Linked DNA regions of Homo sapiens: region 2 is linked to region 1. The links are chromatin loops, found by intact Hi-C in ENCODE. Cell type or tissue: breast epithelium. All regions are shown on one strand. Links, peaks and the distances in the headings refer to the core of each region. The heading gives the core; the rest is flanking DNA. Region 1 holds the start of LOC105374242 (a long non-coding RNA gene). Region 2 overlaps LINC01206 (long intergenic non-protein coding RNA 1206).

Region 1 (8,343 bases), core at 25-8,024:
TGGGCAGATCACAAGGTCAGGAGATCGAGACCATCCTGACTAACACGGTAAAACCCCGTCTCTACTAAAAATACAAAAAATTAGCCGGGTGTGGTGGTGGGCACCTGTAGTCCCAGCTACTCGGGAGGCTGAGGCCGGAGAATGGCGTGAACTAGGGGGGCGGAGCTTGCAGTGAGCGAAGATCATACCGATGCACTCCAGCCTGGGCAACAGAGCGAGACTCCGTCTCATAAAAAAAGAAAGAAAGAAAGAAAGAAAGAAGCATGTCCTAAAGTAAGAGTCATGTGATACTAAAAGACTAGTAAGAGTCTAGGAAAAATTTAAAGGAAATGGATGAAGAATCTTACCATAAAGTAATTTAAAGTAAAAAATTTTATAGAATTACTTGAAATAAATGTAATACCTGTACATATTCTGGTTTTTGCTTGCTAAGTTAAAATTACATTTCTAGAGGGTTTTTTTTTTTCGACACAAAACAAATTTTGAGTCATTCGAAATGGGAATCAATTATTTTAATACCTCAATCTTCTAGAAAGCAGCTTTCTGGACACATTAAATATTCAGTTTAGGCATTCAGAATGTGATTAAATCTAGAGTTCAGTAACGACACTAGCCAAAAAGATGTCATAAGGTGTGTTGGGATGAGTTGGCTTATGTCCTGGGAAAAAAAAAAGATAGTGATTGCTTTGAAAACCATGGCACTTGGTTTAATAGCCAACAATTGCCAAAACTAAAGGGAAAAGAGATGAGGAGGGTCATTGGAAATGGAAGAGAGTGAAAGGTCAATTAAAGAATGGAGGGGCAGACACCCTGATGTCTGGAGTCAGCTCAAAGGACCCCAAAGCATTTTGCAACAGCTCTAGAGATCTGACACCAAGAACTCACCTCATTCTAGAAACTCATTAAAGGGAACACAAACCCTAGGCAGCTCAACCATGAGACGAACAGCAGTGAGATGAGTAGATATACATTTGGAAGGTGTATGGACCTCTGGACCATAATGATAAACATAAGTGATCAAACTTTGATTATTATTTTTAAATAAACTTTATTTAAAGGAAAGTGTATGTTCTATTTTCAAATAGCTTCAAGTACGTGGTGAAAATCTATCTACTGTATATGAGACGTGGCATAAGGCACTGGAAGTATTAATGTATGACAGAGTTCCAACTTTCAGTGATTTAGTAGGGCGAGGGAGAAGGAAGGAGGCTGATAAGGACAGATAAGTAGAACAGGAGCTTACAATACAAAATGGTGTGGCAGTACAAAGAAAGGGAGCATAAACTCTAACTGGGGCTGGTAGAGAGATTAGGGAAGGATTTTCAAAAAAGGCAATGTTGACTTGAGCTTTGGATGATACATAGTGCTCAGGATGAAAACGATTTAAAGATTTGAACTTCAGCTATTTGGAAATAATCCATTTTTTGAAATATTTGATTCCCACAATTGCACTAAATAACTGAGGCATCATTCTATATAAATCAATTCAAGTGAACATCTGGCAGTTCTTATTGTCATAGCAAAGTTTAGAATACTGAATCAACTTTGAAAATTAATCAGGTGTCTACAGCAGACAGGTAATCCACATATTAGAAATATAAGTTTTTATTCAATATGGGGTAGAGTGAAATGCTTTCAGCTTAGGAAAAGATGCTATGGAAACAAATTATCCTGCAGGGTTACTATGAGTTGGATTCCAGTTGGGTAATGTTCAGGCAACAAAAGGTATGCTTCATGTTTTCATATTCAACTCCTAACAGAACTGTGTACAAAAATAAAGAGAAATCTAAACTTTCTCAAATCTCACAGGTATTCTGTTTTTTATTCTCTATTATAATTTCTTTTCCCAGTTATTACTAAGGAAGATTGACTGGCTGCTGCTTTTTAACCTGGTTTACATGTGCTCAGAAACAAATAACACAAAGGAATTTTTCAATAAAATATGACTAATGAATTAAAAAGCCTATTCAGTGCCTTGTGAACATTTTATATTTTAAGCCCTTTTTCCTCACTAAGATATTCCCCAAAACAACCCCCCCAAAAAAGAATTTCATTGCAGAAACATGAAATACGATAACTAATAAGAACAATTATAATCATTTTCCTTAGCATACAGCAACTACGAATGACACATGTAAATAGCTCCAATATATTTATTTAATATTACTGATAATTAACGTGTGCACTAAATTAGAATTGCCTTTATCAGCCAGAGTTGTAAAGCGCCACAACAGCTTAGAGATTACTAGAGGAGCTGATACCTGGGTGAAGAATGTGCCCAGCCTGCTGATAATGGAGGAGCGTATGGACTTTTAATTCCATAAATAAATAGAGTGTTTTCAAACATTGGACTTCATCAAAATTTAGCTGAATTAATTAGTAAACAAATACTGCATGTTTGCCTACATCCTTTTATTCCCTGCAGGAGCTAAATACCTTTTCTCATTTGCATCTGTTGGATATAGAATTGTCCTAATTTTGAAATTTCAGCAAGCCCCACAAAATGCAGTGCGAGTAATTTTTGTAGTGATTTTTACAGTTATATATCAAGTGGTAAAGTGATTTGTTCAAGACATGTCTTTGACTTTCTCCCAGGTATCATTAGAAAAATAATGTTTTTTTAGCTTAGGAATATGTGCAAAAAAAGTGTTATCTCACAACTGTCTTACACTCAAAATAAAATTAATTCAGAACAGTTCCAAAATAAAGTATAATAAGGCTGAAACTGACCAATTTGTGATATGCCTGAAAGAAGCAAATGTATTCTAAACAACTTAGATGTCAAGAATGCCAGCACTTGGAGTATTAGAATATCTGGCTTGTTGAAGTTGCTTCAATAAATGTTTGCTGAATAAAGAAAATTCAATGAAAAAAAATTTTAAGTGAACCTTGAACGAAAAGATAAAACTAAGTGTTCTGAATAGACATTACTTATTTCTTTGAAGTAAAATAATATTTTGTATGTTTGCAATCTTAATACCTCAAAAACCCATGTACATACTTATTTCCCTTCCTTTGACACTACCTTAGTCTGAGCCATCATTACCTCACTCCTTGTTGACTGAAACAGTCATAATAGGCTTCTTGTCCCATTTCCTCCCGCTATTCTCACCCATTTTCCATTCTCTAAGCTGAGTGACTTTTGTAAAACATTTTCCATGTTCCCTCATTCCCTCAGAGTAAAAAACTAAAGCATTCAAGGCACTTTATGGTGTGGCCACAGCCCATCTCTCCAACCTCTTTCGTCTCTATGACTCAACCAATGGCACTTGGTGCTCCAGCCGTATTGAACTTTGTGCAGTTTTTCTACATCGCATGCTTTCGCCCCAGGACCCTTGTACATGCTGTTTCCTGTTGGAAAGCTTTGCTCTTGCTACACTCTTGGTCTTCTATTGTGAATCTGCCTTACCCCTATTTGTCTTGAAGGTTTTAGTTGAGATGCTCTTACTCCAGGAAACTTCCCTAACTGGACCTCCACCTCTTTCAAGACTACATTAATCTTGTATCACTCTGTGCTTTTATTTAGCTGATGATCAATAATTTGGCTATGTGGTGTTACCTCTTAGTAAAGTCCTTCAGCCCCAACAACAAACATAATTCCTGGTACATTATAATCATTCACTAAATATTCTGTGAATAATTACTATATCAGTAATCTTCTTTGGTGTAGTTAATATAATAATTTGTATCATACATGATAATATAGTTAAAAGAGAACTATACAAAAAGTTAAGAGGATTGAATCATCATCCTTGCTCTTTTATTAGCTGTAAATAATTTCTCTGGACCCCTATTTCATCTGCAAAATAGGTATATGCCCTGCCCCTTCTACCTTACAAAAGGATCCAGAGCTCTCAAGTAAGCGAAAGTGCTTTGGAGAATATTAAGCACTAGTCCCGCAAGATATTACTGTCATTATCATTACCATTCCTAAATGCCTAAATTGCCATTTTGCTTTGTCATATTCCTGCTCAAAAGTCCTTAGTATCTCTACCCTCTTGTCTCTACTCACCGGCTCCACTCTCACCGGACTTTTACCATCAACAGTATTTTCCCAAAGCATAGCTTTGTGAATTGGTGACCAATATCATGGACATTTCTGTGTTTCAGTCTAGGTTTTATCTGACTATCAGCAACTCCAGAGGAATGTATCCTCGCCTGTTGGACCATATGCTCAGGGCTCCAGATATGGAGCCTGGCTGTGTTTTCCTGGCCAACAGACACAGTCCATGGGCCTCCCAAAGCCACAACTAAGCCAGTACCATCAGAGTGAACCTCAGGACAGCTGCAGAGAATACTGGAGCAAAAATGATCATGTGCACCTACTGGGCCAACCAGACAGCAAACAGCCCTAGCGGTTGCTGGCAGTCATTTTGCAACATTAAGTAAAGCCTCATCAGATGAAGTCAACACCACAGATGGCAGACAGAGACATGAAAATATCTAATCCTTGGGGGCACACTTGAGCTGCTGATTCATGCCCCCCTGATGCTAGCACTACTCAGCATTTACCGGTAATCAGGAGGATGCAATTCTACATCTTGACACTGAATGTGACATCTTTGAGTTTCTCCCAGAAAGTGGATTTTAAAAGTTCTTTTCTTCCTTATAACAATTCTTGAAAGAGACTTAAAATTCAAATCCATATTCAACTAATGCTTACAGAGAAAAGAGGTAAAATTTATAAAAAAAAGTGTTGAAATATTTCTAAGTAAAGGCTTTATTAATTCAAAGTATTATTGTAAGAATAATCATCATTGATTTGACTATTTGCCTCACTTCTTGTTCAGCTGCAGGTCTCCAATGTTATTAAAACATGAAGTTAATGCACAGAAAAATATATTATTTTCTACAAAATCAGTATCCAAGGGGGAAAAAACATCCATGTGACCTAGGAAACAGAACCTTAAGAAGCGTTTTATTGTTAAAGTTCCAGCCTGGCTTTTCTATCTGAATCTTTCAAAAATGTTTTTGGCACTATGGTTTTGGTAAGATCCAGGTTAACTGAAGCTTGTCAGAATTGCTTTCTTCAGAAGTAAGCAGTTAGATCAGGAAATAAACCACAAAAATTCCTTAATTGCTAGTCATCTAAGCAAGGTCTTACACTTTGGCTGAAAAAAAATACACCAAAGGAAAGAAATACCTAGCAATCTTTTTCTGAGTATTTTTTTTTCACATGAGCTAAGAAAAACAGCATAGCCTTAGTCAAAAGAATAGAGAGGAGATAGCTCTTCAAACCTTTCTTTCTAGGTAGAATTAGCCATTTAAGCTTTGTCCACATTAGCACTAAGCTAGCAAGTCTGGAGTGTCTTCCCTAACATTACTTTGTCAATGTGTTTATTTAATATTAATCCTGTGTGTTTGAGAAATTGGTCTGAACTGAACTATATAAGAATTGCCTTCAAAAAGACTAAACCATGTACTAGTAGTAACTTAAACTATTATGGTAACTTATTTAGTATTCCTTTAAGGTTTATAATGAATCCATACTTCCCATTTACAGAATGTCAACATATCATTAGACAGTTGACCACGGACCATAGCTCACGTGCTCTAGGTATGGACATAGCTTGTCTAATCTCCAATCGTTGGCAGGGTAAGTGTTTCAGACAAGTTTAAATAAGTAGTTTGTGTTTAATGGCTTCATGGTTCAGACACAATTGATCAACAGAATCATTTGATTGGCAAATAGAAACTAAAAGTGACAATAATAAAGTTACTAGTTATTAGTTATAATAAGCCACTACCATTCTAAGAAGGTAAAAAATATATACATTCTGCTTCTCACAACCATTCTGCAAAGTAAATTTTATTAAATCTATGTTACAGAAGAGGAAACTGAGGATTGGAGAGGTTAAGGGACTTTTCAAAGTATTAGAGTTTGAATTAGAATAACCCTACACAGCAGGAATAATTAGCTATCTTTTCTGGTAAAGTCACCATACAAAATTCAACTTGCCATTGACTTCTCTGTTTGTCAGGGCTTGTTTCTTTGTTTTACTTTCAAAAAGTGTATAATAATGTGCATTTAGATTTAGATGCATAGAAATATTAGCATAGTAATACAATATTAGCATAGAATTTGAAATTATCATAGAATTTCAAGTGTAACTCTCACGGAATTATTGATGAATCTGAGACTTTCTGAAGATAAAATCTTCCGGATAAAACCTAGTTATTGAATACATGACTGTAAATGAGTTACAGAGGAGACAACCACGTCCCCTTGCTAGCTCCAGGGCTTCCCAGCCACTAAGGTGAAGTTTGAGTGGCTCAAGAAGCTCATGGGAATCCTCTGGCCTGTACACCTGCTTCTCTGAGATGGAGCATGCCACCTGGCCACAGATATTCTTAGATAGTAGTTGGTGACTGGGTATAGGATATGATTTCTAAGCCTATGATGCATTAATTCTGCGGTTTGTGCATAATCGTCCTGCTTAGAGTGTGGTCCAAGGTTTTGGTAGCATTAGAGACAGTCAAGGCCTTGACTTTCTTCTCCAGTTAAGGTTGGCTGCTGGAGGATAACAATACTAGGAGGCTTGCAAAGCCCTTATTTTAAGGCATTATCTTCTCCAACTTAGTATTAACTGCTCTAACACAGCAGGAATGGACAGGGATACTTTTGAAGGGTTAGGATATCAGCATCTTTCAGCTGCTTTCCTATTTCCTCAAATTCCTTAGGAATGGAGCATTTGCCCTTCTGTATGACCACAGCTACTCTCACTTGGAGGATCATCAATAGACAAGGGTCAACCAGCTCCAGAGGAAGCCTCTTCTACAGCTCAGAGAACCTATTCCTTTAAGTTTCCTCACCTCTGTTCCAATGCCAGACAAGACTTTTACTGCAAACACTTCAGTATCATTTCTAATAAAGATAGCTTCCTAGCTGAATATCTCCAACATACATACAATCTGTTGTATTTCAATGCCCTTCTTCAAAGGGCACTTGGTGTTTGAGCTCTAGTATATTCAAGTGAAATATGTCTGGGAAAAACCATTGTATAAATAAATATTAAGCAAATTTTTAACAGAGAGGCCCATGGAAGATGACTTTATTTTCTAAAACTTTTCAATCAAGTTAATGGAAAAATTGAAACCTCCAAGCCCTCTGTGTCATGGTAATTTACACTGTTACAGGATTGTAGCATGTCTGAAATATGAGGAATCTCAGCAGTCCTGAAGTTCATCAGCTTGGACACCAGACCCACAGAGGCCCAGTTGTCCATCTCTGCCCCACTCTCAGGGTAGGGCAAAAGGCAGAGTACTCTGAGGCCTCAGCAGGATCCTCCACCCTGCTTTTATTTCCTTTATATATTGGGATTCTGCATTGGGTTGATTGACTTAAAGGGCTTTTGCTGCCTAAGAAAAAGACTTAGAAATATTTGATTTTTTACTGATGATCAGTGTGACACCCTAATTTTACAAATGCAGCCACTGGGTAATAGGAAGAAGAGGTGACTTGCTCCAAAGTCTCCCCACTAATAAATGACAAATGATTTTTACTTCATATATTGCTCCATCTACCTGACAATGTGATCAATTCTGCCAACAAGTCACCTTTCTGAGTATCTCAGCCTTAAGCTGCCTTCAGCTTCATGGAAATCACAGGCTATGTTCCATATTTTGATATGAAGCTTAAAGGCACAAGAGCATCCCAAGGGCAACCTCCTCCTATTTTGAGGTTTGCGGTATTAAAATTAATCAAAAGTAAATGCTCCCAGACATAGAAAGTTCTTCTAATATACTTTTCGAGGAATGCATATTGAGCCACTCAACCTTACTGACAAAAGAGAAAAGTGCGCCTTCTTATGTGCCCTGGCTTTTTGCTTGACAGGTGGATCACAGTGACAATATTTGCAAGGGAATCTTTTGATAAATGGATGCCTGGCCTCTCATATCACAGAATTTGCTTTGAAAGGACAAAAACCTTACAGAGAGAGCATAGTCCTTGACAAACTGGGCCCCATAGACCTTTATCTCCAAACTGTCAAATCAACCCAAATAAACTCTTTGCTGGCCCCAGAACAGTCTTTGTTTATGCCACTTCCTTCTGATCATGTGTGAATCTTCAAGGTTCAAGTTCTTCACATCCCACTCCGCCCCCCCGAAATCTTCCTTGGCCTCCCAGAGCAGGAGGAGTATCTTCCTCTTCTTACTCCATATCCCTTAACATGCACTGCTCTCTAATAATAATAGTACAATTAACATCAACTAGCATGTACTTAGTGCATACTATTTGCCAGAGACAACTCATTGAAATAGGTACTATCGCTATTTTGTAGATGAGAAAATGAGAGTTAGTGAAAACAAGAAACTTACCCAAGATCAAACAGACGATAAATA
Region 2 (8,343 bases), core at 302-8,301, 70 kb after region 1:
CCAGATTGAGAGAGCTTGCGTGCACTTGATCCTATTCTAGAAACTGGAAGAGATGGAGGGGGAAGCTGGTGTCCTATGATCATGTAAGTGGGCACAAAGGATCATCATAATTAGGTCCATAATCTTTAAGACCTTATTTATACTCCAAGGCTGATAGGAGTTTAGCTTCATTTGGATTATATTTAAATTATGCTAAAAGCTGTCACCATGGAGTTTCACCCTTTGACCCTACTTCTGTCCCCAGTGTCACTGGATTTTTTTAAGTCCAAAATATGACCTATTTAAGGACAAGGACTCCACCTCATTTATCTCTGCAGCCACAATTCCTGCTATACCTCCTATAATATTGAACAAATGTTGAACGGTCTTCAATTACATCAGGTAACATCTACTCCATAAGAAAATACTACACATGTGCAATTAAAAGTTAACTAGCAGCCACTCTTCATACTCAGAAAGATAACCTGTTTCTTAGTTTGGTTACGTCTCCACCAATTAACCTTCCTCGGTAAAAATTATGAAAATAAAGCCACGTCAAAGAATGCTCTAAGCTGCCGGAAATATTTGCACACATAAAAGATCAAGACCATACAATAATAAAGAATGAAGAGAAAATTTCTACCTCAGGAATGAAAGCAATAAAGGGGCTTGTCCTAAATGCAAAGGCTCCTCCACTAGTACTACACGGATCACTGTCATCGTTCTACCTTTACTATTATCTTTTCTCTGGGAACAACAGACCACAAAATGCTAAGAATTAAAGGAAAAACTTGAGATCATCTAATCCAATCCCCTCATTTTTCAAAGTACCAAAAAGTCCTTATAGCTTTAAACTCTAGGGCTCTAAAATTTTGTGATTCTATGAATTAAAACATTTAGTTTTATATGTGTTTTGCAGCATTTGCATGAAATGAACTATTTAAACAGGTTTCTAAAACCTGCTGAGATTCATATCTTAACAAAATCTTTCAGGTCTCAAAATAATTTCCATGATGCCAGGTAGCAATAGAACTGTAGGGTCAAAAGGCATGAACATCTTAAATTTTAGTAGATATTGTCAAGGGCCCTCTGAAAAAGGTTGCAACAATTTACACAGCTAAAGGCAAACTCTTGTTTTATTTTATCTGACCTGTCCTATATATGAGAGGAAATAAAAGACTATGACATCAAGTTAATAGCTAACAGGCAAAACCAGAAGTATACCAAATTTGTAAACAAAAATAAACCTCTTTATTGTCCCCATTTGCACCCCAATAGAAACTCATGTTCCAGGAAAGATGAGCAATGCCCCCAAACTGCTTTTCTGGAGAAGCAAAAGAAGGACATGGTAAATGCTGAAATTTGGAGTTACTAAAGCAACTATTGGGAGTGGGCTCTTAAACAACAAAATTTTTTTTTACTATCTATTCTATGAAAATACATGTGTGCAAAAAATATGAATAAGGAAGGTCATTGAAGCATACTGTGTAATTAAAAAAAATTGCCTACGGGTTTTTTACTGGGGACTGAGTGAAATACATTCCTGATAATGCTCTGCAGCCATCAAAAGGATAACAGTGTCAAGGAAAGATGTTTCCAGTAGATGGTTAAAAAAACGCAAGTGACAGGACAATTTGAAGACTATGACCCACTTGCCTATAAACACAACTGTGTGAATGTATGTGTGTGTGGGCACATACACGGTTACAAAGAAAACGGCATAGAGTAACACATGCAAGTTACCCTAACTGGTGACCTCTGAAGAGGGTAGCAGAGATGACGTGGGAAAGTTGCAATGAGGGGCTTTTACATTTTAACTCTATATATTTACATAAACTTTTGCATATAATTTACTTGTATAAATATTTTATATGTATTACTTGTTTATAAGTATGTATTGCTTCTGTAATTTTTTCTTGGAGTGCCATTAGATGAAATGACAAGATTCTTCCTATTCAAGAGGAAAGAAGTAGTGGGTACCAAGGAAGCTCTTGTTTTTCCTGGGAACATGGGCCAAAGATTTGCACAGGTGCTGTTGGGTCAGCACCAAACTGCTTGCTGATTAAAATGTGTTTGTGAGCTGCCATTGATCGTATAATCTAGCTCTCTATGGGATTCAAATATACCACAGCTTGACTCAATTCCATTTTATAAGATATAATTTCACCCCAAGCCAGGAATCCAGGCACCCCTAGAAAAATGTATTAGGCATCTGTGTCTGAGAGTCTGTGACATGAAGCAAATGCTACACTAGAATTAGTAGGAGATAAGGAATTATTTTTAAAAGCACATATTGATCTCAAATGGCAGAAAATCTTCCCCCAGAAGAGGACAAGATAAACCACAGCACTGTTTACAGTGGAAATTATTTCTCTTCAAAACGTTTTTTTCAGAAAACTCTCTCAGACTGAAAGCCTCACCAATGTCTATGCTTCCCCATGTCTTCTAGAACATGACACCGTTCACAGCTCCAGCAGTGGTCCACTAAGGCTGAGGAACCCAATATACTACAACAGGTAGCTTGTGTAGTGCATTAGGAAACACAAATCCAGAAGCCCTTACTCTCAATTTGGAAATCCAAAAGTGCTCTAAATGGACAGATTTTTTTTTTTTTTAAATAACTTACTTGCCTCCAGAAACTGACCAGACCTGAATCCATGTTACAAAATCCAATCTGAACTGATGTGAATTCATTTATAGTCTTTATTTATTTCAGATCTTGTAAATATTCAGGATGTTTAAAAAGATTAATATGTTCATAGTATGGAATATTAGTCATCTTGACTCCCTGAGAATATTATATTAATTCAGCATATTCACTGTTCTATCTTTCTAAAGTCAAAACACCATGAATTTTAAAACACATCTGGCCCTAAGAATTTCAAATAAAGAATGAGGACCTGTATATGCTATAATCAATGAAGGTTTGGAATAAATGAGATGCTTATTGAACAAAAGATTTCAATAAGCACTTCACCATAGAGTGTATATGAATGGCTAACAAGAGTTCCAAAAATCAGGAGCAATGTACATCTAGAGTACACACACAAACACACACTCATGTGCATACACACACACACATACACACACAGAACCTTGTTAAAGGCTAATAAATAATACTCTTATTACCTAGAGAAATAAAGTGAGTTGTTGGGAATAAAGAGAAGCAAGTGAAACTATGGCATGTCAAAACCATGGTAAATAGGAAATGCCTTTTTACTGCCTGAGAGAAATCGCCCTACAGTTGTTTGATAAAATAACACACTGAGAAGAACATTCTATTCATGGTTTAGGACATAAATATGACCTTCTCAAAGGAAATCTTTCCTAATCCTCCTAAATAAACATGATCTTACATTTTTTTCTTAGTAAAAATTTTTGAGGAGTCAATAATAAGAGCAACTTTGGTTGATTTTGTACGTACAGAATCTAGCTAAGCTGTGAAAACTACCCTGAAAAGGTAGGGAAGAACTACTCTGTAGATTTCATTCCATGGTCCTTCTGATTTCAGCCTCAGGAGGGCCTATAGAGAACTTTAGCTTCATCTAGTCTTCGAAATCATAACAATCATGAAGAAAATAGAAGAGAAATCCTTTGTGACCTTGAGGTTAAGCAAAGATTTCTTAGATATAGCCCCCAAAGCATGATCCATAAAAGAAAGAATTGACTAATTTATACCTCATCAAAATTACTTTTGTTCTTCTAATTCGCCACTAAGCAAATGAGGAAACAAGCCACAGATTGGAAGAATATATTTATAGATCATGTATCTATATATGTAACATGTATAAATGTGTTTAATGTAACGTATAAATGTGCATATATATATATATATATATATACTCAGTTTGTATTAAAATATATTAAAAACTCTCACAGAAATAAAAGACAAATGGGCCAAGCAAAAAATTGACAAAAGATTTCAATAAGCACTTCACCATAGAATGTATATGAATGGCTAACAAGCACATGAAAATGTAGCCAATATCAATAGTTATTAGGAAAATGCCTGTTTAAATGACAATGTGTTACCACTACACAACCACTAGCATATTTATAATAAAAAAGACTGGGCCGGGCATGGTGGCTCATGCCTGTAATCCCAGTACTTTGGGAGGCCAAGACAGGTGGATCACCTGAGGTCAGGAGTTCAAGACCAGCCTGGTCAACATAGCAAAACCCCACCTCTACCAAAAATACAAAAATTAGCCAGGCGTGGTGGTGAGCGCCTGGAATCCCAGCTACTTGGGAGGCTGAGGCAGGAGAATTGCTACAACCTGGGAGGCGGAGGTTGCAATGAACAGAGATCGCACTACTGCACTCCAGCCTGGGTGACAGTGTGAGACTCTGTCTCAAAAACTAAATAAACAAATTAATTAATTAATTAATTAATAAAGACTGGCCAGGTGCGGTGACTCATACCTGTATTTCCAGCACTTTGAAAGGCTGAGGCAGGAGTTTCACTTGAAGCCAAGAGTTTGAGACCAGCCTGAGCAATATAGTGAGATCCTGTCTCTCCAAAAAAAAAAACTTTTTAAATAAAAATAAAATTAGCCAGGCATGGTGACATGTGCCTGTAGTCCCAGCTACTGGGGAGGCTGAGGTATGAGGCTCCCTTGTGCCCAAGAGTTTTAGGGTGCAGTGAGCTATCATCACACCACTGCACTTCAGCCTGGGCAGCACAGAGAGATCCCATCTCCAAAAAATAAACTAAACTAAAATAAAAAAGATTGACAAGAACAAGTGTTAGTGAGTATAGAGAAACTAGAACTCACATATATTGCTGGTAGTAATGTAAAATGAAACAACCTCTTCGGAAAAGTTTGGCAGTTCTTTTTAAAAGTTAATTACATACTTACAAGCTCTCATAATTCCATTCCTAGGTACCTACCCATATAAAAACTTGTACACAAATGTTTGTAGCATCATTATTCGTAATAGGCATAAGCTGAAAATAGGCCTACACTGGAAATAATTCAAATGAACAAACAATATGTGGTACATCTCTGTAACGTAACACAGCTTAGCAATAACTGATACATCCAACAAATTGACTGAACCTCAAAAAACATTTTTCTAAGGAAAAGAAGCCAAACACAATACATAGTCTTACAAATTGTGATTCCATTTGTATGAACTTTCTAGATACGGCAAAAACTGTAGAGACAGAAATTACATTGGTAGTTGCCTAGATCTTGCATGGGGTGAACATTGACTGCAAACAGGTGTAAGGGAACTTTTTGAGGTCATGGAAATGCTCTAAAAACTGAGTTGTGGTGATAGTTGCACAAGTGTACAGACTTATTAGAAATCACCAGACTGTTTTTAAAAATCACTTGTTGTGTTCATGTTTGATACTGTCTCTTTGGAGCGACCTACAGATCAAGAAGAACATGTTTTAGGAAGTATGGGTTAAGGCAGCCTGAGGTTAATAAACAATTAATGAGTGGCTACAATGGAGTTAGTGCATGAATGCCATTCTGTGTTCATTACAGCATTGTTTGCCATAGAAAAACTAGAAATAGCCTAATGTCTATCATTAGTATCAGCTGGCAGTTTGTCCATCAACAGAGCAATAGATAAGCAAGATGAAATTCATCCATCTTATGAAAGACTATGCAGATGCAGCTCTCAGAAAGAATAAAAAGATCCCCAAGCTAAGTTGTCAATTGAAAAAAAAAAAAAGCAAAGTCACAGAACAATAATGAACAGTATAATTTAAATCTCATGTACACACTGAATTATGAAAGGCTTACCTCTGGAGAAGATTGAAACAATTAGAGTAGAAGTGAACTTTTTAGAAAGCATGTTTTTCTTTAGTGTTTTTTTTTTTTTTTAACAACAGACTTATACTGCTTCTGCAGGTTAAACAATGTTTTATAGCACTCTTCTTAGCACTTGACTAAATATCACTTTCTCAGCAATTCCTGCTGCTGGGGAAGTCATTTTCCTTAAAAGGAGACCAAAGTAAATGGCTTTGAAACATGCTTAAAATAAAAAAAAAAGACATTGTATCAGCTGGCAGTTTGATGTCCTTGTAGCTTAATAGTAATGATGATAAGGACAATATTCTTCATGCACATAGTTTTCTGCTATGACAACCCTATGAGGTAATGCTGCCACCCTTATTTTGGAAGAGACTCTGAGGCTCCAGAGGTCAAAGTCACCTGTCCAATACCACCCAAGTAGGCAGGGTGGGAGTGCGATCTGTAATTTTAAATCTGTTGCTTTTATTCAGCTGCCCCACCTCATCAAGGATGATGATAAACCTAATGGTGACCCTGAGGCACTACAGGATCCTGAAGGTCTTACGAATCATCAAAGAAAAATTTAATTAAATTTAGTGAAGTTTGGATTTTACCCATACTTAATTGTGTTTATAATCCCTGGAAAAGCGTTCAGCCACGTATAGCACACACCACCACCCTTGTTAAGAATAGTTGATTAACCAGAATGCCTCCAGCCAAGCTAAAACATGAAGAACTTACTCTAAATTGATTCCTTTCATTATTTGAGTCTTTACTTCCCTCTTAAAGAGAAGACGCCTTATCTGCCCTGCCTCACCTCCACCCTCACCTCAGAAAGCCCTCAATTCTTTTTTCCCTAAAATCTAGGTCAGGCTCCAGCCTTCCCACAGCCTGAGGGCAGAAGGGTCAGGTGAGGGTTGCCTGAGCCACTACCAGCAGAAGCCTGAGGGTGCTGTGTCCCCGCCGCTTCACTCCTACTGCGGGACACCAGTGATCTCCTGGTGACCACACCCTCACTCTGTCTGGGTGTACCCATGGCCTGTGAGTGGGAACATTCACAACAAAAGGGAAGTGAATGAGTAAATGAAAGCAAGTCTGAGTTCAGGCTGAAGGCCGGCTGCCACACAGCTTTCAATTTGGGAGGGGGCCTCTTCATGACAACACCAAACTATCCCAGCAAGAGGAATGCTTTTTTAGGGGTGAATCAACCCAGTGACACGGGTAAAAACAGACCCGAGTTTTACATGCAGAGACAAGAGATAAAGCTCTAAGACTAGGAATCAGGTAGTCATGCTGGAAATAGTGAAAGCCCATTTTGAAACCATTTTGAACCAGATAGACATGGGCTCAAAACTTAGCCTGGACTCTTACTAGCTGGGTAATTTAGGATAAGTTACTTAATCTGTATGCCTCAAGTTCTTTGTCTACAAGATTAAGGTGGGGATAGTACCTACCTTGATAGTATGACTTAAAAATAACCTATGTAAAGCGCCTAGTATCATTCCTGGCACTTAGTCACCACTGTTTCAACTGTCCCAAGAAGCACTGAAATAAATGCTAGATTACCCAGGTGCTGGGCCAGGTGTCCACCATAGAAGTCATTAACCACAACAGTGAAATGAAAGAAGCACAATTCCTACCCTTACGTTATTTCTTCTTAAAGGCTAAAACTCTATTGATAAAAATAACACATGCTCTTTGTGGGCTGGGAAGTGCAGGAAAACAAAGAAAACTATCAACTATAATCTTACAATGCAGCTGTGAATACTTTAATTTACTGAATTCAGATCTTTTATCTATACATATTCCTCTTTATGTAAGTGAAACTCATTGCTGCATGTTAAACTGCCTGTTTCACTTAACATTTTAACAACAACCAATATCCCAGGCCAATGGCTCTTTCCAGAGCTTGAAGCTTGTGGCTCTGGACTCCCTGCAATTGCAGGCAAAGCCACATGTTTTATTCAGCCCACATTCTAGAAGCTCGAAGCGGGAAGAGTTCCAGAGAAACCAGTAGTCACCCCTGTTAAATTCCCTTAACCCCATGATTTTCAGAGAGTTCAAGGTTATTGAGATGTATTTCCTTCATTGGCTCTTAATGATATCCCAGTAGGAGGAAGATATTGGGGGAGAAGGACTTCATTCCTCTCTGATCCCTGGTTCTGCATCTGACATTCAGGCAATGGATGTAAAAGAATGAAAATGTAAAGCGGGGATGGGGGATTATGTCCATGGAGCAGCTAAAGTAGAAAAGCAAAGATCCTCTCAATACCTGCAGTTCATGCAGTGACCCACCTGAAATGGGGCAGGGCCAGGAGGTCCAGGTGACAGGCTGCATACAGCTCTGAAAGCCTTGACCTCATAAGGAGGCACTCTTTCAGGCTGGATGAATCATAAGAACTCCTCTAGGAGACTGCAGCCATGAAATTCTTATGGACTTTGTAAAAAAATATATATACAATAATAATAATAAAGAGGAAGACATTAATTAAAGTTTAAAATTGATGGTATCTTTGATAAACCTGTTGCCTGGAAACCCCAGAAGCCCTTTTGGTGCTGATCTTTAGTGGGGAGTGGTAAAGTTGGGACAGTGGTAGTTGTATTTTTATTGCAAAAA

The links. Hi-C counts contacts between places; a loop is a spot of excess contacts. Peaks named below come from ENCODE experiments on the same cell type or tissue, not always from the same donor. Only the 100,000 strongest peaks of a DNase experiment are listed, where the experiment ranks them.
Region 2: a loop joins it to region 1, with 21 times the contacts of the local background. A loop is called at or near these places in 2 of 110 quality-filtered maps.

Annotation. Positions count from the first base shown.
Region 1 is chr3:182,024,291-182,032,633 of GRCh38, reverse strand. LOC105374242 (a long non-coding RNA gene) reads left to right here and starts at 4,926. Exons shown (of 3, transcript XR_924755.2): 1 at 4,926-4,988; 2 at 5,504-5,596; 3 at 6,682-6,904. In breast epithelium, for the core only: no CTCF peak of the experiment used is centred there; no DNase peak of the experiment used is centred there.
Region 2 is chr3:181,954,687-181,963,029 of GRCh38, reverse strand. The region is part of intron 2 of LINC01206 (long intergenic non-protein coding RNA 1206); the gene reads right to left. Among named protein-coding and RNA genes, the nearest start is that of LINC01206, 6.5 kb to the right of the region's middle. In breast epithelium, for the core only: no CTCF peak of the experiment used is centred there; no DNase peak of the experiment used is centred there.